Linked DNA regions of Homo sapiens: all the other regions are linked to region 1. A link is a loop called in an ENCODE intact Hi-C map of the cell type or tissue named here. Cell type or tissue: ascending aorta. All regions are shown on one strand.

The links. A loop is a pair of places that touch in the nucleus more often than their neighbours do. Peaks named below come from ENCODE experiments on the same cell type or tissue, not always from the same donor. Only the 100,000 strongest peaks of a DNase experiment are listed, where the experiment ranks them.
Region 2: it touches region 1 in a loop (3-fold over the local background); 3 of 110 quality-filtered maps call a loop at or near these places.
Region 3: it touches region 1 in a loop (8-fold over the local background); 10 of 110 quality-filtered maps call a loop at or near these places.

Annotation. Positions count from the first base shown.
Region 1 is chr22:45,548,978-45,556,977 of GRCh38, forward strand. FBLN1 (fibulin 1) reads left to right here. Exons shown (of 17, transcript NM_006486.3): 14 at 1,515-1,638. Among named protein-coding and RNA genes, the nearest start is that of FBLN1, 50 kb to the left of the region's middle. RefSeq lists enhancers at 1-181, 4,870-4,979. In ascending aorta, CTCF peaks have their summits at 241 (motif pointing right), 447, 3,659 and 4,965 (motif pointing left); DNase peaks (open chromatin) are centred at 374, 534, 4,514, 4,954 and 5 weaker places; H3K4me3 peaks cover 927 bases; H3K27ac peaks cover 6,187 bases.
Region 2 is chr22:45,328,604-45,336,603 of GRCh38, forward strand. FAM118A (family with sequence similarity 118 member A) reads left to right here. Exons shown (of 9, transcript NM_017911.4): 5 at 2,000-2,128; 6 at 3,822-4,107; 7 at 6,747-6,779; 8 at 7,725-7,808. Among named protein-coding and RNA genes, the nearest start is that of FAM118A, 23 kb to the left of the region's middle. In ascending aorta, no CTCF peak of the experiment used is centred here; no DNase peak of the experiment used is centred here; H3K4me3 peaks cover 51 bases; H3K27ac peaks cover 1,936 bases.
Region 3 is chr22:45,312,852-45,320,851 of GRCh38, forward strand. The region is part of intron 1 of FAM118A (family with sequence similarity 118 member A); the gene reads left to right. Among named protein-coding and RNA genes, the nearest start is that of FAM118A, 6.9 kb to the left of the region's middle. RefSeq lists enhancers at 5,631-5,680, 5,731-5,800. In ascending aorta, a CTCF peak has its summit at 4,940; DNase peaks (open chromatin) are centred at 4,930, 5,500, 6,624 and 7,890; H3K4me3 peaks cover 2,511 bases; H3K27ac peaks cover 6,154 bases.

The DNA of each region.
Region 1 (8,000 bases):
GTGGCGGCTGCATCCGGCAGGAACACTTCAGCCCTCCTCCCCTCCCCTCAGCAGCCCCGTAAAGGCTGGAACAGAGGCCTTTAGGAAGATGCCCGCCAGGGAGGAAGCAGTCCAGGCCAGGGGATGGCGTGGCCTGGTGTGGGATGGCCCAGGGATACTCATGGCTATGGGTCAGCTCCAGCATCGGCTAAGTAATGGTGGCCAATGGCATTGGTTCTGCATTCAGCCCCCTTTTCTACGAATGCTCTAGGGGGCAGTGTGTGTCCCCCAGAGCCATCTGATAACCATCCATTCAATCACTGACAGCGGGTGCTGAGTAGATGTTTGTGAGCGCGTGATCCTCAGTGTACACACTGCGCCCAGAAGCTGAGTCATGGAGGTGGGGCTGTCCAGCCAGTTCCTCGGGAGCCCCACACAGGACTGTGGATCCTGGGGCTCTGGAAGCCCCCTGGGTCCCACAGATGTAGCTTCTGGTCATGAGGAAGGTGACTTTGATGAAAGGCAGGCAGGAGCTGCGGTGTTTCCTGGGAGGCCCCCTCCGCTTGCCCTGGGCTCTGGATGGAAGGCTGGTTGTGTCTGCATTTCTGACGGAGCAAATGACTTTTCTCCTGGCCAGGCTCCCTCACCACAGCCTGGGGTCCCGCCCAGACTCAGCATAAACACATTCCTGAGCCGGGCCTTTGAGGCTGGGGAGTGTTGTTTTTGCCACCGATGCTCAGGCATTTGGCACCTCTTAATGGATGTCTCCCAGGGTTGGTGACAGCCCCTGAGCCCCACTGTTTGGCTGCTCCAGAGTCTATGGGAGTTGGGCTGCTCCCCCATCTCCAGGGGCCTCTCAGTGTGGTGCCCCAGGCCCCATCCCAGGAGTCCCAGACCTGGTGGTTCCAGTCCACCCTGAACAGCCACCAACCCCAACACACAGGCAAGACGTATGATCCCTCGAAGGCTGTTTTTCTCATTGTTGTGTGGAGCTAGCAGCTCCTGCCCTTTTCTCCTAAGAGGTTGAGTCACACCTAGGGTAAGGGTGCTGAGCCTCGGGAGCCACAGAGAGGCTCTGGTTAGTTAGTGTATGGACTCTGATGCCAGCCTGCCCGGGTTCAAAGCTCAGCTCTGACATTTATAAAATGTGTGACCTCAGGCAGGTCTCTTAAGCTCTGTGAGCTCCTCATAAAATGAGGATCATAACAGTATCTGCCTCATTGAGTTCTTAGGAGGATTCAGTGACTTATCCTTGCGAGGTACTCCCAGGACCCATCATGTAGTGTTTACTTTTACCATCGTCACGCTCCCTCCAGGGATTGCGAATGATAAGTTAACACTCTATAAATGTAAATACCCTATAAATGTAAGAACTGGCACAGGACGCTGCTCTGAAGATCAGCCAGTGGAGGGCAGGGATGGCCTGATCGCCACCCCTAACCCTAGTTGATGGGAGGCCTGGGCTCCTCCGTCTCCAGATGGGTATGGCTCCTGCAGCCTCTGCCTTCACTGTGCTGCTGTGGGGTCTCTTGCAGACATTGATGAGTGTGTGACTGGCATCCACAACTGCTCCATCAACGAGACCTGCTTCAACATCCAGGGCGGCTTCCGCTGCCTGGCCTTCGAGTGCCCTGAGAACTACCGCCGCTCCGCAGCCACGTAAGTCCCTTGGACCATGCCATCGTCGTCTGTCTGTGTTGGCCTTCCTGGTGACCCAGTTCCCGGGTGGGTGGGTTATCAGGCTGTGACCTCGGTGTCCTCCCATGAGGGACTCAGGGCACTCAAAGATCACCTGATCCCTGGCCCTCAAGCCCCTAAATGCTAGTGACACTGGTCTCGGAAAGTCAAGGGGGTAACTGCAAATGAGTCTGGGGTCTATAGTCATGTTTTCAGGCCAAGGCTGTGCACAGAACCAGGAGAAACCACAGCCCTCTTTTTTCCTAGGGTGGAAGCCTTGGGCAAGCTCTCTGGGCCTCAGTTTCCTCATCTGTAACATGCAGATGTCAGAACGTGCTCTGACTGAGATGCATAGGTAGCAATGTCTCCATGTCAGCCCAAAGCCAGGGAGCCGATGTGACCTGTTGGACGTTGTTGTTAGGTGCCCACCTGAAAGCCAGAATTCGTCCAGCCTGGTGACCGTGTGGGAACGGCATCAAAGATTCCAGATCCTAAACGTGGGGCTGCGTGCCCCTATGTCTTTGTAAGCTCACTCACTCCTAGGCCATCACGGCGCCCACTTGAGACCACGGTTCCCACTTCCTATCCCCCTTGCCCCTAATTGTATTCAGAAAGTCTCATTTAGTGCCACAGTCAGTTGCTTCAGGAAAAGCTCCATGCTGGGACCGATCTCAGGACTGTGGACTTGTGACCTCTCCCAGCACTCTGAGTGCACGATGCAGGCAGCCAGCTGTTTCCGAGGCCTTGGCCCCTTGACCTTCAGCCTGCCTTGGGCTCTTGGCCAGCTGCCCCCGCGACCTGAGGGTCAGTGGTAGTGTCCACCTCTTGACCCTAGGGGCAGCTGCCCTGGCTTGTGGCATAGCAAGGCTTCTGGGTACCCGAGCAGCCCCGTTGTCCCTGGCAGCCCTCCATATTCTTCCTGGCTTTGCGATTCTCATTGGCTGGCCCAGCCATTTCCCTGTTTCCCAGCACGGATTTCTGTCTGCTTGAAAACCCAACATCTTGTTTCCTTCCTGAGCTTGGGTTAGGAAAAAGCTGCCCCAAAACTGGGTTTGCAAGTCTGTAGCATCCCGAAGAGCTCATGGTTATGCAACAGCCTGCCCCAGGCAGTGACACTGCTTCTCTGAGCCATTAAGAAAGTTCGATGGCCTTGGCTGCAGGCTGTGCAGCCGTCTGTCATTGTAAGTTCACTCTCTCCCCAGCCTTTGTCAGCGCCTGGGCTTGAGGATTCCAGGAGGCTGGCTGTGGTTGTGACCTCGATTTCTAACTTGCGCACAGTCGTGAAACCACCTTTCGAAGAGGGGGAGGCTGCCCTGCACAGGGGCCCTGGCGCCTCCTAAGCCTGAGGGTGGGCGGGTTGGCCATGTGTGCTGAGGTCATGGCTGAAATCAGGGGAACCCAGCTCCACCCCTCATGTTGGCTGTGGAAGCCTCTGCCACCCCTCAGTGCTGGAGAAAGTCGTTTCTTCCTGGACCTACTGCGTGCAGGCACCTGGGTAGACAGCCCACAGAGGGCTTTGTCCCCGCACAGGCTCCGCCTTCGGCGTGTGTGCTAGGAGGGAGGAGGGGACCCCACCTGGCTGGGCGTGAGGGTGGGCAGGGGGCTGTCTGGAGTGGGCCATGCCTGCATGGAGGTGGAAGGGGGAGCGAATTAGGCAGAAGCGGCGGGAGTATGGACACATGTGCGGTGAAATGGGGAGTTCAGCCTGAAACCTGGGCCCTGTGTGCTGTGCAGTAAGGGATTGAGCTGCTGGGCGCCTGGCTTGTTCCAGCCCTTGGACTCCCGGGACTGATAGTGAGGAGGGGCCACCCCCTCTCAGCACTGCTAACCCCTCAGACTGGAGTTTTGTATTTTACAGCCCCTTTTCCTGCTCATCAAAAATCGAAGCTGCTTAACACGTTTTTTCATCTAAGCTTCAGAAAGCAATTTTTAAAATCTAAAAGAGCCATATTTAGGAGGGACCCATGGCCGGCGCTTCTGTGGTTAACAACTCAGCAAGAGCGCCTCCTTCGGGAGCCTTGACAGACAGGACTGCAGAGTCCGCTGCTGTGCCTTTCTCTCTCTCTCCACTCAGACGGCTTCCATCTGGGGAACATCCCGGCGGCCGAGGGCTGGTAACTGGAGCATGACCCAGGAAGCTGGGCCGCAAACCACAGGGCTCGGCCTTGTGGACAGGACCAGGCTGTTACAGTCCTGCCCACACAATTCCCTTCTGCCCGCAGGAGGAAGTGTGCAAAGCTGTCCCACAGCCTTCATGGGGCCGGACACATCCTCTTTATCCCCTCAGTGGGGCCGGCGCCTGATGACCTGTGGTCTAGAAAGCTGGAGCAAAGCCGGGTGGCCTTGGTTGCCGCTTCCCGGGGATGGGACACGAGTGAACAGCTGTGGGCCTGAGGGTGTAACACGGTGGACGGTGGCAGAGATAGAGCCGTCGATGGCCCCCCTGCCTTGGCCAGTTCCTGGGGCTTGTCTCCCGGACGACGAGCGTGTGAAAGTCAGGAAAATGCCGGCAGGGATATCCACAAGCACCTGGGGTGGCCAGAACTGCCGTGCCTCCCAGGAGAAGGAGGGGGCCTAGAGGGCCTTTTTTCTCTGGTGTGTGGTGGCTTAGGATCATTTCCATAGAGCTTGAGGTGTTAGGGTCAAATGTGTTGAACTGGCAAGTTGGAGCACATTGTCCTCTAACGCATGACATGGCCCAGGATGGGTGGCCTGCTGAGGGGACATGTCTGGAAACCAGGGCCTGCGTGGCAGGGGGGGACGGGGCGGGCTCGCCTATGCCCTGCTCTGTAATACATTCAGTGATGACAACCCGTCCCTGACCTAGACACACTGGCTAAAAGGGATTTTTGGGCCGTTCCCAGTCTGACAGGCAGTTTGCCAGACAGTTATGTTTCTGGTGTTTTAAAAAGTTTGAGTAGAGCGAAGTACGATCATTGAAGCCAGGACTTACCAGGAAAATCAAGGACATGTTTATTTTTGTGCATTAGTCATTTGCAAAGCACATAGCGGGTGCCCCAGGCCCTGCTCTTTGTCCAGAAGGAGCCAGCCCAGAAACTCCTAGTGTAGAGAAGGTTTTGGGGTGCTCTGAGGAATGACTGTGTGGGGTCGGAGGGGGAGCCTCCAGGGGAGGAGTGACCAGTCGCTGTGTGTGATGACGGCGGGAGCTGCACCAGAACACCACGCACACCTCCCATTGCTTTCCTCCGCTTCCCTCTGGCAAAACAAATTCCATCCCTGGTTAGTACCCGCCATGCTGAGAGAAGCGGGAAGCCGAAATCCCACCAGGGCGACTCTAGCGCCACCTGCTGACCAGCCCCATCCAGGCTGGTCCTGAAGTTGCTGGTGTGTGTGCGTGTGCGCGTGCTTGTGTGTGTGCATACATTGTGTGTGTAAAAGCTTTGAAGTAAGACAGGCCGACTTTGAAAGCCAAGCTTGCCCCTTACGACACACCACGGAGCTATCAGCAAGTTCTGCATCCTCAATGGGCGTCTGTCTTCCAGCCAGTAGAGCGGGAGGACGATGGGAGACAGTGGAGGGAGCGAGTGGAAGGAAAGTCTGCTGCTTGCAGCCTGCTCCCTGCACCCGGAAGCGCAGTTCACCTGCACCCGGAAGCACAGCTCATGGGTCCCATGCTCCTCCCCCAGTTCACGGACGCTTTGGTCATAGCTCCTCAGAGGCCCCCCTGGGGGAGAGCTCTCAGATCGCCTGGAGCACTCCCGTTTGGCCTGGACCTGGGCATCTCTGGGGCAGGCCACCGCCAGCAGCACCCGTGCCCACCTTCTTTCCTGCCTCTGTTTTGGGCCCCTCCCAGGCAGGACTCCCCCGTTCAGTGCCCCTGACTCCCAGGCCAGTCCTTTCTAAGAGCTTGGAATGATCACTAGCCAAGTAAATGCAAGGCCTCCTGTCAGTCCTGACAAACCTGGAAAGAGGAGGTAAAAGGAGACCCCAGTCTCGATAAATGCCTCAAGCAAGTCCAAGTAACCCAGCACGAGACATGGAAACTTAAAAAGCCAAAAGGGAGATGTGATAGAAGGCCAGGACGAGAGGATGCTCCTGACCTCAGAATCCAGACACAGCCCAGATGGCAGGGCTTCCTGGAGCACCTGGGCCAGGTCCTCTGGGGCTCCGCACCTGGGCCCTGCTTCCTCAGGCAGCCACCTTCAGAGTATGATGGGCCAGGAGTTCAGTACACAGGAGACGACCCCTGTCCCATCTTGTGACAAGAAATTAGAACTTGTTACTATCCTGTAGCGGAAGATAATACCGATCTCCATCCTGTCACAGGAGGTTAGAATCTGTAACAGGAAGTTGGAATCTGTGCTCATCCTATACAGGAAGTTAGGACCCGTCCCCGTCTCCACCACAGGAAGTTAGGACCCGTCCCCGTCTCCACCGCAGGAGGTTAGGACCCGTCCCCGTCTCCACCGCAGGAGGTTAGGACCCGTCCCCGTCTCCACCGCAGGAGGTTGGGACCCGTCCCCGTCTCCACCCCAGGAGGTTGGGACCCGTCCGTGTCTCCACCGCAGGAGGTTGGGACCCGTCTCTGTCTCCACCACAAGAAGTTTGGACCTGTATTAGGGTTCTCTAGAGGGACAGAACTAATGGAATATACATATATATATATATATAAAATGGAATATATATATATATATATAAAATGGAATATATATATGGAATATATATATAAAGTGGAGTTTATTAAGGATTAACTCACATGATCACAAGGCCCCACAATAGGCCATCTCCAGGCTGAGGAACAAGGAGAGCAGTCTGAGTCCCAAAAATGAAGAAAAAATGAGTCCAATGTTTGAGGGCAGGAAGCATCCAGCACGGGAGAAAGATGTAGGCTGGGAGGCTAGGCCAGTCTCTCTTTTCACGTTTTTCTGCCTGCTTATGCTGTAGCCGTGCTGGCAGCTGATTAGTTGGTGCCCACCCAGATTAAGGATGGATCTGCCTTTCCCAGCCCACTGACTCAAATGTGAATCTTTTTTGGCAACACCCTCACAGACACACCCAGGATCAATACTTTGTATCCTTCAATCCAATCAAGTTGACACTCAGTATTAACCATCACAAGTCCACCCCTTGTCAACTTGAACCCATGCACATCTCCTGAGATCATACATAATCTTCAAATAAAGACAATAATAAGATCATAATTACACCTAACATAACTATACTTCATACGACCAGAAACTCACCAATCCCCAACCCAAATACTATTATATAAAGTTAACGATACTTAAATGCTGATGTGAATTCAATAAATCTTATGTCACTTGATAAAAGAGAAAGGAAATAAAATGAAGTCATTTTTGTTAGTACAAGTGTATACATGCACAAACATTTTTGATTGTTTTTTGTTTGTGTGTTTTTTAAGACAGAGTCTCCCTCTGTTGCCGAGGCTGAAGTGTGGTGGTGTGATTTTGTCTCACCGCAACCTCCACGTCCCGAGTTCAAGTGATTATCCTGCCTCAGCCTCCTGAGTAGCTGAGATTACAGGTGTGCACCACCATACCCAGCTAATTTTTCTATTTTAAGTAGAGATGGGGTTTCACCATGTGGGTCAGGCTGGTCTTGAGCTCCTGACCTCAAGTGATCCTCCCGCCTCGGCCTCCCAAAATGCTGGGATTACAGTCGTGAGCCACAGCACCTGGCCATGTTTTTAAAAGAAGGAGGAAATACTCACGACAATTACAGTCCTCGTTTCTGCAACTGGTCACATGGCTCGTAGCTGGTATTGATGACTGCCTTCTTCTACTACCCATTCTGTATTCCCTTTGCCTTCAGCAAGCACCTTGGCAGATCTTGTTTTTTTTTTTTCCTGGTGGAGTGACCCAAACCTTCATTCCTGAAGGGTCTGGGTCATTTGTAGTCCTGCCTGGATTGGGCTGTTGTAGTTTCCCATTGACCTTAATCACAGGGCATGGTAATACTGAGAGATGCCCTAATGGATCTCCTGTATTCCATGCATACTCTAACTTATCTTCATTTTGGAGTAGTAGACTGATTTCATCTTGATAGTCTGGGTCAGCCACCCCAGCCAACACTGTAACTCCCTTCTTAGCCTGTTGACTTAAAGGTAGGAGGAGCTTCAAGTGTCCAGGTGGCAATCTTAATTTCCAGTTTAATGGAATCCTTGTTCTGTCTCCTGGTGGCGGCGTTCCTCCCTCTGGAACTAAGACCTCTAGGCCAGCAGAACGTAATGTTGCAGGAACAGGAAGCAAAAATTTTGCTAGTGGATCACTAGGGGTGATGGTGAGTGGTGCCACTTCCATTTCCACCCTTGGATGCCTGGACCCGTGAATCCTGGCTATGGGAGAAACAGTGCCATAATATTG
Region 2 (8,000 bases), 220 kb before region 1:
CTGGGTGACAGAGTAAGACCCTTTCTCTTAAAAAAAAAAAAGTAATAATGGAAAGTGGCACACTGGCAACTTGGGAGGCTGAGGCAGGAGAATAGCTGGAACTGGGAGGGAGATGGTTGCAGTGAGCTGAGATCACTGTACTCCAGCCTGGGCAAGAGAGTGAGACCCTGTCTCAAAAAACAAAAGAAAAAAAAAAAGAAATACCTGAGACTGGGTAATATATAAAGAAAAGAGCTGTAATTGGCTCACGGTTCCACAGCTGTCTAGGAAGCATAGCAGCATCTGCTTCCGGGGAGGCCTCAGGAAGTTTCCAATAGTGGCAGAAGGCAGAGTGGGAGCAGGCATGCCACATGGCAACAGAGAGAGTGGCAGGGGGGTGGTGCCACATGCTTTTAAATGACCAGATTTCTCAAGAAGTCACTGTCACGAAGATGGCACGAAGCCATGAGGGATGATCCTGCCCCGTGATCCAAGCACCTCCCACCAGGCCCCACCTCCAGCACTGGGGATCACAGTTCAGCATGAGATTTTCGTGGGGACAAATGTCCAGACTATATCAGTTAGCATATATTTACAGTTATAAATAACACTACAGGGTCCTCATACTTTTATGTCCTGTTTTCAAGATGAATTCCTAGAAGAGTTTTATGGTCAAAAGGTATGAATGTTTTAAAGACTGATGATGTAAATTACCAAATTGTTTTCCAGAAGGAGCACCAGTTACACTCCCGGTAGTGGCTGAGTGTGGGAGTATCCATTTCCTGTATCTTGCCAACACATGGTGTTATTAAGAAACAAAATGAAATACACCTTGTCCATTTGATAGCTGAAATTTTCAACATTGATTTCTTGTGTTACTAAAGGTTGAGCGTAGTTTCATGTGACTCTTGATATTTCTTTTGTGACATACTTGTGACCTTTGTGTGTCTGCTTATGTTATTCATAACTAACACTGCTGCCTGTGTTGTCTGGGCTGCCTTGTGAGGTAAGGCCCTGGCCCCGCTCTGTGTACAAAGAGACTGAATTACGGGGCACGGGGCAGTGTACACGGGGGCAGGGCCGCCTGAGGGGAGCGGGCAGGGCCAAGGCACCCACTCCTGCCGGTAGTGCCATGGAGTAGACATCTGCTCTCTGCGTCTGAGCCACATGGTCCCCACTGCTGGGGCTTGCTGTTGGAAACAGACAGCCAGTTGCATAAACAGAACTGCCAGCTGGCTCACCGCCCAGTGATGGCAGCAGGGCTGTTGGTGTTTGTGTCCATTCCACCTGCTGCTGTGCGGGCTCCGGGGTGAAGATGACTTGACAGTGACCCGATGGGCATCTTTGTAAGGTCCCGTGTTCTGTATCTTGATAAGGTCCTGCGTTCTGTATCTTGAACTGAAAGGAATGCACTTAGCCATTTGATAAATACTTTTCTCCACATACATATGTATATTTTTTTCTGGGTGTGTAGAAGTAATACAGAAATAGCAGTAATTAAAATATAACATATAACTTAGAAGTGAAAGTCCCCATAGCCCACCTAAAGTAATCACTCTTAACAGTTTGCTGTAACCTCAAGTGTTAAAGACATTTTCTATGTAACTGTCTGTCTTTAAATAAGTCCTTTTTTTCCACCCTGAGACAGGGTCTCACTTTGTTGCCCAGGCTGGTCTCGAACTCCTGAGCTTCAAGTCTTGGCCTTGGCCTGAGTAGCTGGGATTATAGGTATGAGCCACCCAGAAGCTCTTTTGCTATCATGGGACCAGCATGACTGGCGCTAACAGCCGATCCTCTCTCAGGTTTTACAGGTGTGACTGTACCGTCGTAGGACGGGAATAACTAGGGCTCACAACCAAGTTTCTCTTAGGTTTTGAAGGTATAAGTGTAAAGTGAAGCATCTCTCGATGATTCTTTCCAAGATAGGTTTAAAAACTATGAATCCATTTTCAGTATTTTCTTCTCTCTGTTTGAAACAGTTTGAGGATGTGTTTCTTTTTCTTGGCTTGATGTTTGGTAGGTCCTTGAATGGGCAAGAGGGCACATGAAGTACGGCGTCCTCCACATTCACGGCCTCTACACGGACCCCTGCGGGGTGGTGCTGGACCCATCGGGGTATAAAGACGTCACTCAAGACGCAGAAGTCATGGTACGGCCCGTCCTAATTAGCATCGGTGCGTCCTCTCAGGGATTACTGGTGGCCACTGGCCATTGGCTGCAGTTGAGTGGCTTCCCAGGCTCCAGGCGTCCGTGCCCTTCAGGTCGGCCCTGCACACAGTTGCTGAGGGAGGGGCCACGTCTCTTGTCCTCGTCTGTGTCTCTGGGGTCCCGCATGGTGCCTCCATGTTGAGTAGATGCTTGGCGAACATTTGTTGGAGGAAGGAATTCATGATTCCTTTCAAAGCAGAGATCTGCCTGTACCCTCTCTAGGAGCCCTGGCCATTTGGTGGTTCTCACCTGCCCAGGTATATAGTGAAACTCCTCAGCATGACATATAGGCCCCGTGCAGTCTAGAATGTTGTCCTTGTTCTTCCAGGCTTCTTCTGGTCTGAAATTCTCTGCTCTCCTTCCTGTAGTTGTAAAGCTTCATTTTTGGCCTGGTATAGTGGCTCATGCCTGTAATCTCAGTGCTTTGGCAGGCCAAGGCAGGAGGATTGCTTGAGTCCAGGAGGGAGAGGCTATGGTGAACTGGGATCGCACCACTGCACTCCAGCCTGGGCAACAGAGCGATACCTCATTTCTAAAAAAATAAATAAATAAAAGTAAATAACACTTCATTCTCTGTGAGGTTTTATTTTTCTTCTTCTTAAATAGACAGGGTCTTGCTCTGTGGCCCAGGCTGAAGTGCAGTGGCATGATCAAAGCTCACTGCTTCCTTGAACTCCTGGGCCCAAGGATCCTCCTGCCTTAGTCTCCCGAGTAGCTGGGACTGCAGGTGTGTGCCCCTACTCCCGGCTGTGAGGTCTTCCTGATGCCCTAGAATGCAGTGTGGAAAAGCTGTGCTTCTGGTAAGCACTGAGAAACTCGGTGTCTGTGGATTTACCCTCAAGCACACAGCTAGGCGCCCTGTTCCTCAGTGCTCATCCCTGGGCCGGTGTCATTCCGTGACAGGTGTCAGCAGATGAGTGACTGGGCAGATGCTTTTCAGTTGCATCATTAATACTGCTTGGTGATAAGAAATACCTGGGCTGAGACTGAGCCTCTCTGAGATATTTGGTTAGCTGCATTGGCGATTCCCTCCTGCCTGCCTGAGTGACCCCATGCAATCTGCTTTCCCTGTGCCCACCCGACCCCGTCAGTCATGGTCACTGATCCCCTCCTCAGCTCTCTTGCCCTCATTCGCAAAACCACCCCTGCAAGAATTCCCACATATGGCCCACTGAGATCAACATTAATTTCAGGGTGTTTTATGTGCATAATTCTGAACTGAAAACATTTACTGTCCTCATTTTGTGTTTTAATAATTTAAAATCGTACCCAATTTGAGAAGATTTGAGTTGGGTGACTGCACTGGTGAGTGTGTGGGGTGGGCGATGGGCTGGCCTTGCTGTTAGGGGTGTGGGCACTGCCACCCGCCTCGGCCAAAGACCAGCTACCCTGGCTTAGCTGGGGACAGGCAGGCTCAGCCCAGCTTTGGTCTTTGCTGCCACAGGCTGCTGCTGGGGGGTGGCCTGAGTGCCATGTCGGGAAGGATACTGTCCTTCTAACTGTGCTCCTCAGCGTGGCCCTGGGAACGCCTGTCAGGGAGCAGTGATGTAAAAGCACACACATGTGACTTGGTTAGTTGTAAGCTCTTGCTGTCTTTCAAATGAGCACTCAATTTCTTCATTGGCCTTTTCTAGGAAGTCCTCCAGAACTTATACCGCACCAAGTCCTTTCTGTTTGTGGGCTGTGGGGAGACCCTTCGTGATCAGATATTCCAGGCCCTCTTTCTTTACTCCGTGCCGAATAAGGTGGATTTGGAGCACTACATGCTTGTGCTGAAGGAGAATGAAGACCATTTCTTTAAGCATCAGGCAGATATGCTTCTGCACGGAATCAAAGTTGTATCCTACGGGGACTGTTTTGACCACTTTCCAGGATATGTGCAAGACCTTGCCACTCAGATCTGCAAACAGCAAAGCCCAGGTATGGGATCTGGCTTCACTTTCCTTTTTCTTTCTTTTTTCTTTTTTTTTTTTGAGACGGAGTTTTGCTCTTGTTGCCCAGGCTGGAGTGCAATGGCACCATCTTGGCTCACCACAACCTCCGCCTCCTAGGTTCAAGGGATTCTGCCTCAGCCTTCCGAGTAGCTGGCATTACAGGCATGCGCCACCATGCCTGGCTAATTTTGTATTTTTAGTAGAGATAGGGTTTCACCATGTTGGTCAGGCTGGTCTCGAACTCCTGACCTCAGGTGACCCACCTGCCTTGGCCTCCTGAAGTGCTGGGATTACAGGCGAGAGCCACCGCGCCCGGCCTGTCTTCACTTTTCAAGTACAAAACTCACAGGGCTCTTCCAGTTGTTTCTCTCTGTCTTTTTTTGATGGAACCCACATACCCCTAAAATTCACCAGTCTTCGTTATTATTTTTTAAAACTGCCTCTGTAATTTAAAATTAGAAGATTGGAGTAATTGGTGTCCTAGTGACAGTCTGTAACTAGAACTTTAAAGTAACTTCAGGCTGGGCACCGTGGCTCACGCCTGTCATCCCAGTTTTTTGGGAGGCCAAGGCAGGAGGATTGCTTGAGCCCAGGAGTTTAAGACCAACCTGGGCAACATAGGGAGACCTGGTCTCTACAAAAATGTTTTTAAAAATTAGCTGGGTTTGGAGCGGGCGCGATAGCTCACGCCTGTAATCCCAGCACTTTGGGAGGCTGAGGTGGGTGGATCACGAGGTCAGGAGATCGAGACCATCCTGGCTAACACGGTGAAACCCCGTCTCTACTAAAAATACAAAAAATTAGCTGGGCATGGTGGCGGGCACCTGTAGTCCCAGCTACTCAGGAGGCTGAGGCAGGAGAATGGCATGAACCCGGGAGGCAGAGCTTGCAGTGAGCCAAGATCGCACCACTGCACTCCAGCCTGGGTGACAGAGCAAGACTCTGTTTCCAAAAAAAAAAAAAAAAAAGAGCTGGGTTTGGTGGTGGACATCTGTGATACCAGCTACTCTGGAGGCTCAGGTGGGGGGATTGCTTGAGCCCAGGAGTTAGAGACTGCAGTAAGCTGTGATCAGGCCACTTATTCCAGTCTGGACGTCGGAGGAAGACCCTGTCTCTAAAAATAAAAAATACAGTAACTTTGAAGTTTACAGCTGTGCACACATGTATAGCTGGACACATTTATTCCTGTTTCAGGTTTCCTTAACCAAGAAGGAAAACTACCAGGCTAGCTTTATCAGTTGTGATACTTAACACTTGAAAGACGCAGATATCTCATATCTGTGTCCTATTACTGCAGTTGAAAAGTTACAACTTCACAAGCACAAAATGATTTCATGAACACTTTACTTCTTTTTTCACGTAATGTATTTTCCCTGTTCTGAATGCAACACCTCTTTTAAGTAGTGCTCCTTGGCACTTTTGAGAAATTGCTCATCTATCAGGAATGACCAGGGTAAGTGAGAAATTCTTAAACTTGGTCATCTTGATATAAGGGAATTAATAGCTGCGAGTTTGGCATCATAAAACATTGATGATGGCAAGCTTGGAAAGGCCTGTGCTGGCTCGTTTAATTGTAACAGGAAACCCAGGCACACTCACCACACACTAGAACGAGGTTAGCCACAGAGGCAGGTATATGTGACCAGCTGTGAACTTGGAGACCAGAGAATGCACAGATAATCCAATCGCTAAAGTTTTTGTTGTTTTTTTAACCACTATCATTTCTTTTCAGAATTGCTAATAATTAGCAAAATGGACCAATGTAAGTTCCATTTCCATAAATAAAAGTATGATTAGGGCAACAGCTTCTTATTAAGGGCAGAAGAAAAGAGCTCCTGCTTGCCATGTGTCACCCTCTGCTCGGAGTTCCATATTCTCACCTGACTTGGTTTTTCATGGCAGCATGCAGTGCTAGTAAGTAGATGATTTCATAGACGAGATGAGCTGAGCTGGCACAGGCACATAACGTGCCCAGACATTTTGAAGCTGGGATTGGGATCCTGGCCTGACTGCAGAGCAAAATACACCATTTGGTGCATCCTGGCACCGGCCCACATGTGTGGCTCTGCAGAGAGGCAGCGGGCTTTTCTCATCTCTGCCCCCGTCCGCCGCTTCTCATTCCACCCCCACACTCCCTGGAAGAACAGGACCCAGAGTAACCCTGCATGTGCTCGGGCTCCTAGAGTGGGGCTGAGCAGCTTTCTGTCCCACTGAGCCTCCCTTTCCAGGTTGGGGCAGGCAAGTGGATTCGACAGGCTGCCAGAAGACTGCAAGGTCATTGGGAGTTTTAATCTGTGACTGTGTCATGAAGGACATTTGTACTCGAATTCATGGAGTGCCACTCCTGATGGGAGAGGAGGCCCATGACAGTGACAGTCATGCTAGTGATCGCGGACACCACACCATGCTGCCTTTGCCAGCTGGCTCCTTCAGCGAGTCCTCGCACCAAGCCTGGGAGGTAGAGGTGAGGGCAGCGAGCAGCGCAGGAGTCCGCAGCCCGCGCGGGCTGACCTGCCCAGAAGCCTGTTCCCAGTCCCTGCCGTTCCCAGTCACTGCCTCAGGGTGGCCGAGGAGGACGAGCTCTTGGTGTCTCGGCTCCACTGACTGCTTTTCTTTCTCCTTCAGATGCTGATCGCGTGGACAGCACCACATTATTGGGTAAAGCAGATCTTTCTTCTTGCCAGCCTGTTTTTTGCCTACACATTCCATTGTCTTCTGTCACTAACTGTAAAATCATAAACGTTTGTTTTTCACCTTAAATAATTAGCTTGTATTAAAACAGCCCCACTGAAGATGATAAATAGCCATGCCTTAGCATGGTCCCTGCCACACCAAGAGACTAAAAGCCATCCCTTTGACGAGGAAGCACAGCCGAATCACACGTGAGCCAGCTGGCACCTGAGAATAATTTCTTGCCCTAGAACCAAGAGTGACGGGACTTGGAACAGGTTCTATTTGTGTGATACCATGTGGTGCCAGATGCAGTGCCTTAGAATGACCCAGCTCTTCCGAAATGTTCGTTGCACGGGTCTGAGCTTGCACACAGAAGCTTCCTATTTAATACTTGTTTTGAAATGTGAACGCTCTTCTTGCTGGGCTCAATTCTGCCTGTTTATAAATTTAATGAGACTCGGTGGCCATGAGCGTCCTCCTGTGTGTGCGCTGGGCACCAGGTGCCTCCCCTTGCCGAATCATTTGGGTAAAAGGGACTCTGGTGAGTGGCGCGGAGGCCTCTGTGCGCAGCCCTGTTTTCCCTGGCTGTTTGGCCCAGCGCGTTCACAGATGGGAAAACGCGCATCGATGTGGGAGCTGCTCGCCTCACATCCATGTTAGTGGTGCAGGAAGTATGAAACCGCCGCAGTCGGCTCCCCGTTGCCACCTATTCCCATGCGAAAGGACATCTTCATTACACTTGCTTTCTCACTGAAATGCGACTCCTGGAAGCATGGCTCTCTTTGGAGAGAAGCCGTAGCGTGGTTGATGTCATCTCTAGTGGATGGCAGGGTCTGCTTGGCCAGTGCTTCAGTAAGGTCACATTATGAACTGTGCCTTGGCGAGTGGATTCTGAATAAACAAGCTTCTTAATAAATTCTTCTCTTTTAGGTAATGCATGCCAGGACTGTGCAAAGAGGAAGTTAGAAGAGAATGGAATTGAAGTTTCAAAAAAACGCACACAATCAGATACTGGTATTGTGTCTGTTCTTTTTGTGGGGAGCTGCCTCGGGTCTCTCTTGTTGGCAGGCATCTTCAGGGACCGTGCTGCGCTTTAATGCCCCGCGCCCTATGGTGGGAGGACGGTGCATACGTTCTGTCAGGGCCAGAGAGCACAGGAGGCTTACTTAGCAGAGACCCTGACCTCTCACCCCAACCCGATTCCAA
Region 3 (8,000 bases), 240 kb before region 1:
TATTTATCTCTCAGGAAGCTCTCAGAACCCAGCCCTTTTATGCCTTTTATGGAGACGACTTAAGCATGTAGGCATGCTTAATTAAACCATTGGCCTTTGGTGATCAACGTAATCTTTAGCCCTCTCTTCCCCAGGTTAGTGGGTGGGGCTGAAAGTTCCAAGGATCTAATCCTGCCTTGGTCTTTCTGGTGATAAGCCCCCTTCTGAAGCTGCCCAGGGCCTATCTGCGTCAATCAGCTCATTAGCATACAAAATGACAGCACTTTGGAGATTCCAGGGATTCTAGGAGTAGTAAGACGGGAAACAGGATGAAGACCAAGTAGAGATTTCAACAAAATGCAAAGCTGTTGGAGGGGAGACAAGTTCAGATGTGTCAGAAATTTCCCTCTGGTGACTATGTGGGACTAGAGGACTAGAGGGGCTGGAACTGGAAGCAGGTGCCTTTCAGTGTCAGACATGTCGTGAGGGTTTTTTTTTTTTTTTTTTTTGAGATGGAGTTTTGCTCTTGTTGCCAGGGCTGGAGTGCAATGGTGCGATCTCGGCTCACTGCAACCTCTGCCTCCCAGATTCAAGCGATTCTCCTGCCTCAGCCTCCCAAGTAGCTGGGATTACAGGCGCCTGCCACCTTGCCCAGCTACTTTTTGTATTTTTAGTAGAGACGGGGTTTCACTATGTTGGCCAGGCTGGTCTTAAACTCCCAACCTCAGGTGATCCATTCGCCTCGGCCTCCCAAAGTGCTGGGATTACAGGTGTGAGCCACCACTCCCAGCCAAGTTGTGAGGGCTTTAAGACTGTGGCAGACGGTATGGATTAAACAGATTTAGGAAGAAAAATCTACAGGACTTGTTTGTTGAAGTCTGGGCTTAGGTGAGGGAGAGACAGACTCAGGGATAACTGCACAATGGAACTTCCTGTGGTAACCAAAATGTAATGACTGTTGTCCAGTACACACTGGCCGCTTGTGGCCGCCGAACACTGAAAATATGACTAATGTGACGCAGCTGTTTAATTTTATTTAGCTTTAATTTTAATTAAATCTAGGAAGGATTCCCTATCACACATCTAGGGTGTAGTAGGAAGCACACTGTTCCAGGCTTTGTTCTTTTATTCCATTTAATGCTTCCAGCAACCTTAGGAGGTATAAGATATTCTTTCCTTTGTAGAAAAAGTAAATAGGCTCAGGAATGAGTCCTTGCCCAGGTAGTAAGGAGTTCAGCCAGTACTGATTTGTTGGCCAGGCTGTTGCTGCTGTATCCTACCTCCTTCCCCCAAGGAGCCTGCAGCATCTCCTTGTCAGGAAAATGCCGTCCTCTTGAGTTGGTAGCATTGTTCCTCCATGTGGCCCTCCTTATCTGTTCCCACCCCGCCCCCCAAGCTAACATGGACAGTTGAATGATAAGCACACTGTGCAGGGGCTGGTCTTTTTCCTGGAGCTGCTCTGCCTGCCGCCTCTTCTATCTGCCTAATGGCAACTCTTTCAACATTTCCGGGGAAGGAGAAACTGTAGAAAACTAAACTGTGCCTTATTTGTAATGATTTGGTGGTAAAGAGGTAGAAATGAGTGCCTTAAAGTGTTGGGGTCACAGTGGACCAGACAATGCCCAGGCCGGTGGGAAGGGTATGGGACATGAGCCAGGAGTTACTTTATAGCTTGTTCCCAGCCCCGTGGGGGAAGTTGACAAAGTCACTGTCTCTTAGTCTCAATTTTCACTTCTGAAAAATTAGGGCATTTGGTTTCATGTAACCTTTAAGATCCTGCCCGCTCTGAAATTCTGTCATTTTACATTTTGTTGGAGGTTTACCTTCTAGAACATGTCTTACGTATCCTCTTGAGGTGGGGTAAAGGCAGGTGGGTCCACAAGCCCCTGGCCTCTGTCTTGGCGTGTTTTAACATTGGCTTGTTAAGTAACACGTTTATTTGAGTTAATGTGTCACATCTGGTGGACAAACTGTATGTAAAATGCTGAATGCTTTAGTGGATGGCAGAGTTCCCAGTAAAATATCAGGTATATTTGTTTGCCATTTCAAGCTGCACTGATGTTAGGAAGAAAGGCGCAAGAATATATAATACACAACTTGGGGCTGGCCTGTTAGAAGGGTTCACTATCGGCCTTGGCCAGGCTGTGGGTCATAGGAGTCGCCACCTCATCGGGTTATTGAGGTTAACTGAGATAGTGCGTGTAAAACGCTTAGCATTTTCCCTTGAATCTCTATTAAAGGCTGAAAAAGTGGCAGTAATTAATGTTGCTCTTTGAATTAATTTGTGACCAAATTAAACTAAATTTGAATTAGATTCTTTTTCTAGTGGTGGGTTTTGCTGTTTTCCTGGTTTGGGTGTATACGTCCAAGCAGCTCTGTTTGGTGGGACTGGTTTCAGGAATCCAATTAACTTATTTCCATCATTACAAAATAAGGCATTTTTCCCATTATAATTAAGTTCAACAGAATAAAAAGTAATTGGTTAAGTGGAGTGCGTTCAAATTAAGGGTTCATATTTTCTGTAAATTGAAGAAAATAACTCATCCTGAAGATCCCTTATTATTAGTAATGGCTGAGATTAAGTTTTACCAGAACCATGATTACACTGAAATGTAGTTGTGGTGACTGCCTTGGAAGAGTGGTGCTAGCGTGAGGCGGTTGAGAGTAACAGACACTGTACACTTTATTAAGTGCCTTTCAGATACGCGTCTCCCTTGAATGTCTGCAGCAGCCCCGTCGGTGATGTGCATGTTGGGATCCCCATTTGGGAGATGGAGAAACAGGTTTAGAGAGGTCTACCTGGCTGGGGGAAACAGGTTTAGAGAGGTCTACCTGGCTGGGGGAAATAGGTTTAGAGAGGTCTACCTGGCTGGGGGAAACAGGTTTAGAGAGGTCTACCTGGCTGGGGGAAACAGGTTTAGAGAGGTCTACCTGGCTGGGGAAAGGGTGGTGTTTCCTTGTCTCCAGATCCTGTGTTTTCTGCACCTTAGTCCTAATGCTGCTTCAGGTGGGGGTGTTGTGGTTTCAAGGCTAAGCCTCTCCTTTGCAGTTCCAGAAGCTTAATTTTTTGCCCATTTGTGCCTTGTTTCCAGTTCAGGTGACCCTAGTCATGCTAATCAAACTCACCAGAAACCTATCAGCTGGATCGCAGATGGTTCATTTGTGGTTAGAAATATGACTGTCACATGTGCTTGAAGACTGTTGCTCAGTGATTTGATTTGATTTTTGAGATGGAGTCTTGCTCTGTCACTCAGTGTGGAGTGCAGTGGCACGATCTCGGCTCACTGCAACCTCTGCCTCCCGGGTTCAAGCGATTCTCCTGTCTTAGCCTCCAGAGTAGCTGGGATTACAGGTGCGCACCACCATACCTGGCTTATTTTTGTATTTTTATTAGAGACACGGTTTCACCATGTTGGCCAGGCTGGTCTCGACCTCCTTACTTTAGGTGATCCGGCCGCCTCGGCCTCCCAAAGTGCTGGGATTACAGGTGTGAGCCTCCACATCCAGCCTTGCTCAGTGATTTCTGCCGCCACACTCTTCTCCTCTCCCAAGCCTACGTGGGAACCTGATGGCTGTGAAAAAGGAAGTTTGTGGGAATCACATCTAGAATGAAGGGAGAGGAGGATATTAATGAGCAGGGTCTGGCCGTTGAGCTTCCATAGCATGCAGTCATCTGTCTTGCTGAGGGTCATGCTGGGAAGGGCTTGCTTGAAGGCTCCCGGTCTTCCAGAGCTGCCTTGGTGTAGTCAGAATGCAGTGGATAGATTCTGGCCTCCTTTAAGGACATTCCAGTCCTCAAGATCCACCCTGGCTACACTGATTAAATTTAGTATTTCCCAGCCTCTTGTCTCCTGTCAGTAGCACATTTATAAATGCTTTCTTAGTGTGAGGCGCTTTTGTCACAGTGGCAGTGGTAATATTGGTACTAATAGCCTACTGTGTTGCCGGGCTTTGCTCTAAGGGCTCAACATAAATCAACTCCTTTGTAGTCACAGTGACCTTGTCTGACTTTGCAAATTCTGGGGTCATTTTATGATCACTGTGGATTGACTACAGGTGAGTTAAAGGTGAGCATTCGGAAACTTTGCCGAGTAAATGTGACACCACTCACTCCTGTGTGAGATGGATGTAGTTTGAGCTTATGTTTACTCTGAGTCCCTCTTGCTTCATTGTAATCAGATGCTGCTTGGACACCCTTATCTCCTTGCTTTTTGAAACTGCTCAAAGCCCATGTGATCATCTATTTATAGAAAGAAATTAAGAAAGTTGGGCACAGTGGCTCACACCTGTAATCCCAGCACTTTGGGAAGCTGAGGCAAGTGGATTGCTTGAGGTCAGGAGTTCGAGACCAGCCTCTGACCAACATGGTGAAACCTGTCTCTACTGAAAAACCACAAACTTATCCAGGTTTAGTGGCGTGTGCCTGTAATCCCAGCTACTTGGAAGGCTGAGGCAGGAGAATTGCTTGAACCCGGGAGGCGGAGGTTGCACCAAGCCGAGATTGCGCCATTGCACTCTAGCCTAGGCAACAAGAGTGAAACTCACTCTCAAAACACACAGAAAAGGTTTTCTTAAAGGATACTTTTGAGGATCCCAGAATCTGGACACTTCCAGTTGATGGTTTGTGCTTGTTAAGTGAACATATAGCTTGTAATGGAAAGCGAGTAATTTAAGGTTTTTTTGTTACACCACTTTTAATCATTACAGTTCTTGACACACATTCCCCTCTCCCCACAGAGCCTCGTGATGTTCGTTCATTCGTCCATCTGCTCTGTTTTCCTTGGCACTCTGGGCTTCTCCCTGTCCCGCCAGGGTTTAAACAGCCACAGCCTATTTGCTAGCTCAGCGCCAGGCCCAGGTCCCGGCCCAGCAGGTTCTTATGCCAGGCTCGCTGGGGCCACTCATGCAGTTGTGGCCCAAGGCAGCCTTGCTCTTGTGTGGGTGGATGGTACCTCGGCTGCCCACCAAGTGGCAGGCCAGAGCTCTGCAGGGCAGAATTCCACCGGGACAGGCTCTGTCGTAAAGGGTGTGTCGGACTTGTACTTGCTTCCCGTTATCCCATTTGCCGATATCTCAGTGGCCAAAAAGTCACATGGCTAAGCCTGGAGTCTGTGAGGGGCTGTAGAAGGGTGTGGCTGCCAGCAGGCATGAGGGGCGGGGCCATTAACATCCTACCACGGTAGGGTTGTGAGGTACTTTGTTTTACTACCTGTAAATAACAAGTTCGATTTTGGTAGCTTGTATTTTGCATTGAACTCCGTTTGATGAACGTTTACGTAGTGCTGGATGCCAGGGTTTGAAGAATAAGACAGTCTCTAGCTACTCTATGCTAGTTTATAAAATGCTAGTGATCTTAAGTTCTAAGCAGACAGCATCCTGGTAAGAGTTTGGCTTTGGATTAAAAAAGACAGGAACTGCTTATAAGAATCTCTGCTGGGGCCAGATTTTGCTTTCAGAAATGCTGATAGGTCCTTGAAAAAAAAGAAGGGTTGCTATGATGACTTGGCTCTGGGCCCACACACCGTGGTGACGACATAGTCACTAAGGAAACCGAGAGATGCAGCGTCTGAAAGGCCTCCGAAGGGTTTTGTTACTGTTTTCTGGGATCTGATTGGCTTAGACGGTGTTTGGATGGGAGCAGAACGCTGGAGCTTGCTGTCCTGCTGAAACTTCTAGGACCTGGTGCCGAGTGCTTTTGAGATCACCTTACTTGGATTTTGGTTTAAAAACAAGGGGGAGATTTAGGGTAATTTCTAGATTATTGTGAGATTTGACTCTGATGTTTAGGCTGCTGTAAAACAGGAAATGAGGTAATGTCTTTAAACATGTAGTGTGATAATGAACTGTAAATGTCTAAATATGGGCAACTGTGCAGTTCAAGTTGCAGAGTTGCTGTGTTGAGTTTTTATATAATTGGGTACTTTCCGTGTTGGCTCCTTTGATCCTTAAAAGTATGCATCAGTATTAAAGTCTAGAGGCCCATCTGCCTATTGAGGTTGGACTCCGTGTGGTTGTGTTTGAAATACTGTCTGAGGAGCCAGCACCAGACCTGCAGTTCAGGCTGAGAAAGAGGTTTTGAGCACTTAAGCGAGCCACAGACCACCCAGGAGTGCGAGCTGTGGCCTGTTACGTAAGTGTTAGGAATAGTGTGATACCTCGTTCTTTTGAGAAACTTTGAAATCACTTAATTTCGGAGTTAAATATAGCCTGCAAAAGTTTAATTTGTTCATACTGTTTTTGAAGATGTGTAAATGCAGTATTTAGGATTTGAATTTGTAACCATAATCACTTATATGTGGAGAATCGAAAGCAATTGAACAGTGGTTGAAAGAACTAGAGGTAGATTTTGAAAGTTCTTTACTGTGGTAACAGTTTTAGGCATGTGGTTTTTTTACGTCACTGGTTGACCAGTGCGTGTTTAAAAAATAGTCTAAAATGTCGTGTACAGACGGCTGAACTAAACAAGCCCTTCTCATAGACAGGGAGGAGTAACTATTTGGAAGTGATGTGGATTATTTTGGGGGGCGGGAGTAGGGGGCACTTGAATTAGCCAGCTGATGAGCCCTCTTATCGTCCCCTTCCAAATAGGATTGAACAGGAGTGGCTCCCAAGTCCTGCCCCACAGCAGGAGGCCGGGAGTGTGCAGGCCGCCTCATCCACAGGCCAGAGCCTGAGCTGTTGGACTCAGCAGTTCCAGCTGCCAGAGCACTTTCATACAGAGGCCTGAGCTTTCAAAACTCGGCCCATTGGCAAGAATCCATGTTTTATGGTTAATAAAACTGAGGATTGGTGAACAGTTAAATCAGTCATTGAAATCTCAGGGGTGGGGTCCAGAGTTGCTTATATTATTAATAGATGGTGGAGGGATTATATTATACAGCGGAGAAACTCAACTTCTGTTACTTTCCTTAGAAAGTATCTAGTAGATTAAAAAAACAAAAGATTAGTTTGATGACTGATGTTAACTCCTCAATGGGAAGAAGGATGTGTTAGGGCCAAGCCCCAGCCCGGACTCTGCCAGTCTTTCCCTGGGGCAGGTTACAGGCATCTGTGAGCCTCGTTTTCTTTGCCTGTGGACTGTGATTTCTTAGCATTTGGGGTAAGGTCGCAGACATGTTTGGGAGTTGATGGAAGCTGTGAACTCTCCCTAGGAAAATATATGCATGGACTTAGGTAGTTGTTTACATTTTCAAAGGATAACGGGGATCCCATTTAGCTCTGCGATCTAATGATGCTTATGGACTGATTAAGCCTTGTTTCCTTACCCTGGAAAATTACTTTTGATGACCTGATTCTAGTGGCTGGGTGTGTGTGTGTGAGTGAAGATTACACATGTGAAAAAGTGATTTTTCAGCCAGTTGCTGTGGCTCATGCCTGTAATCCCAGCACTTTGGGAGGCCGATGCAGGCGGATCACAAGGTCAAAGATCGAGACCATCCTGGCTAACATGGTGAAATCCCGTCTCTATGAAAAATACAAAAATTAGCCGGATGTGGTGGCGCAGGCCTGTGCCACTGCACTCCAGCCTGGTGACAAAGCGAGACTCCATCAAAAAAAAACAAACAAACACGTAATTTTTCTTTTTCTTTTCTTCCTTCTTCTTCTTCTTTTTTTTTTTCTTTTTAAGACAGGGTCTCACTCTGCGACCCAGGCTGGAGTGCAGTGGCACAGTCGTGGTTCACTGCAGCCTCAACCTCCTGGGCTCAGGTGATTTTACCATTCAGCCTTCCAAGTAGCTGGGACTACAGATGAGCACCACCACATTGGCTAATTTTTGTATTTTTTGTAGAGATGGGGTTTCCCCATGATGTTGCCCAGGCTGGTCTTGAAATTCTGGGCTCAAGGGATCCTCCCACCTCAGCCTCCCAAAGTGCTGGGATTACAGATGTGAGCCAGCGTACTCTGCCAAAGTCATTTTCAGTCAGTGCTGGTTTGGATGTGGCAAAGCGAGCACTGACGTGTTCTGCTGACCACTTTTCTGGAAAGCGGTTTGGTGGTGTGTGCTAAGATATTTTACAGTG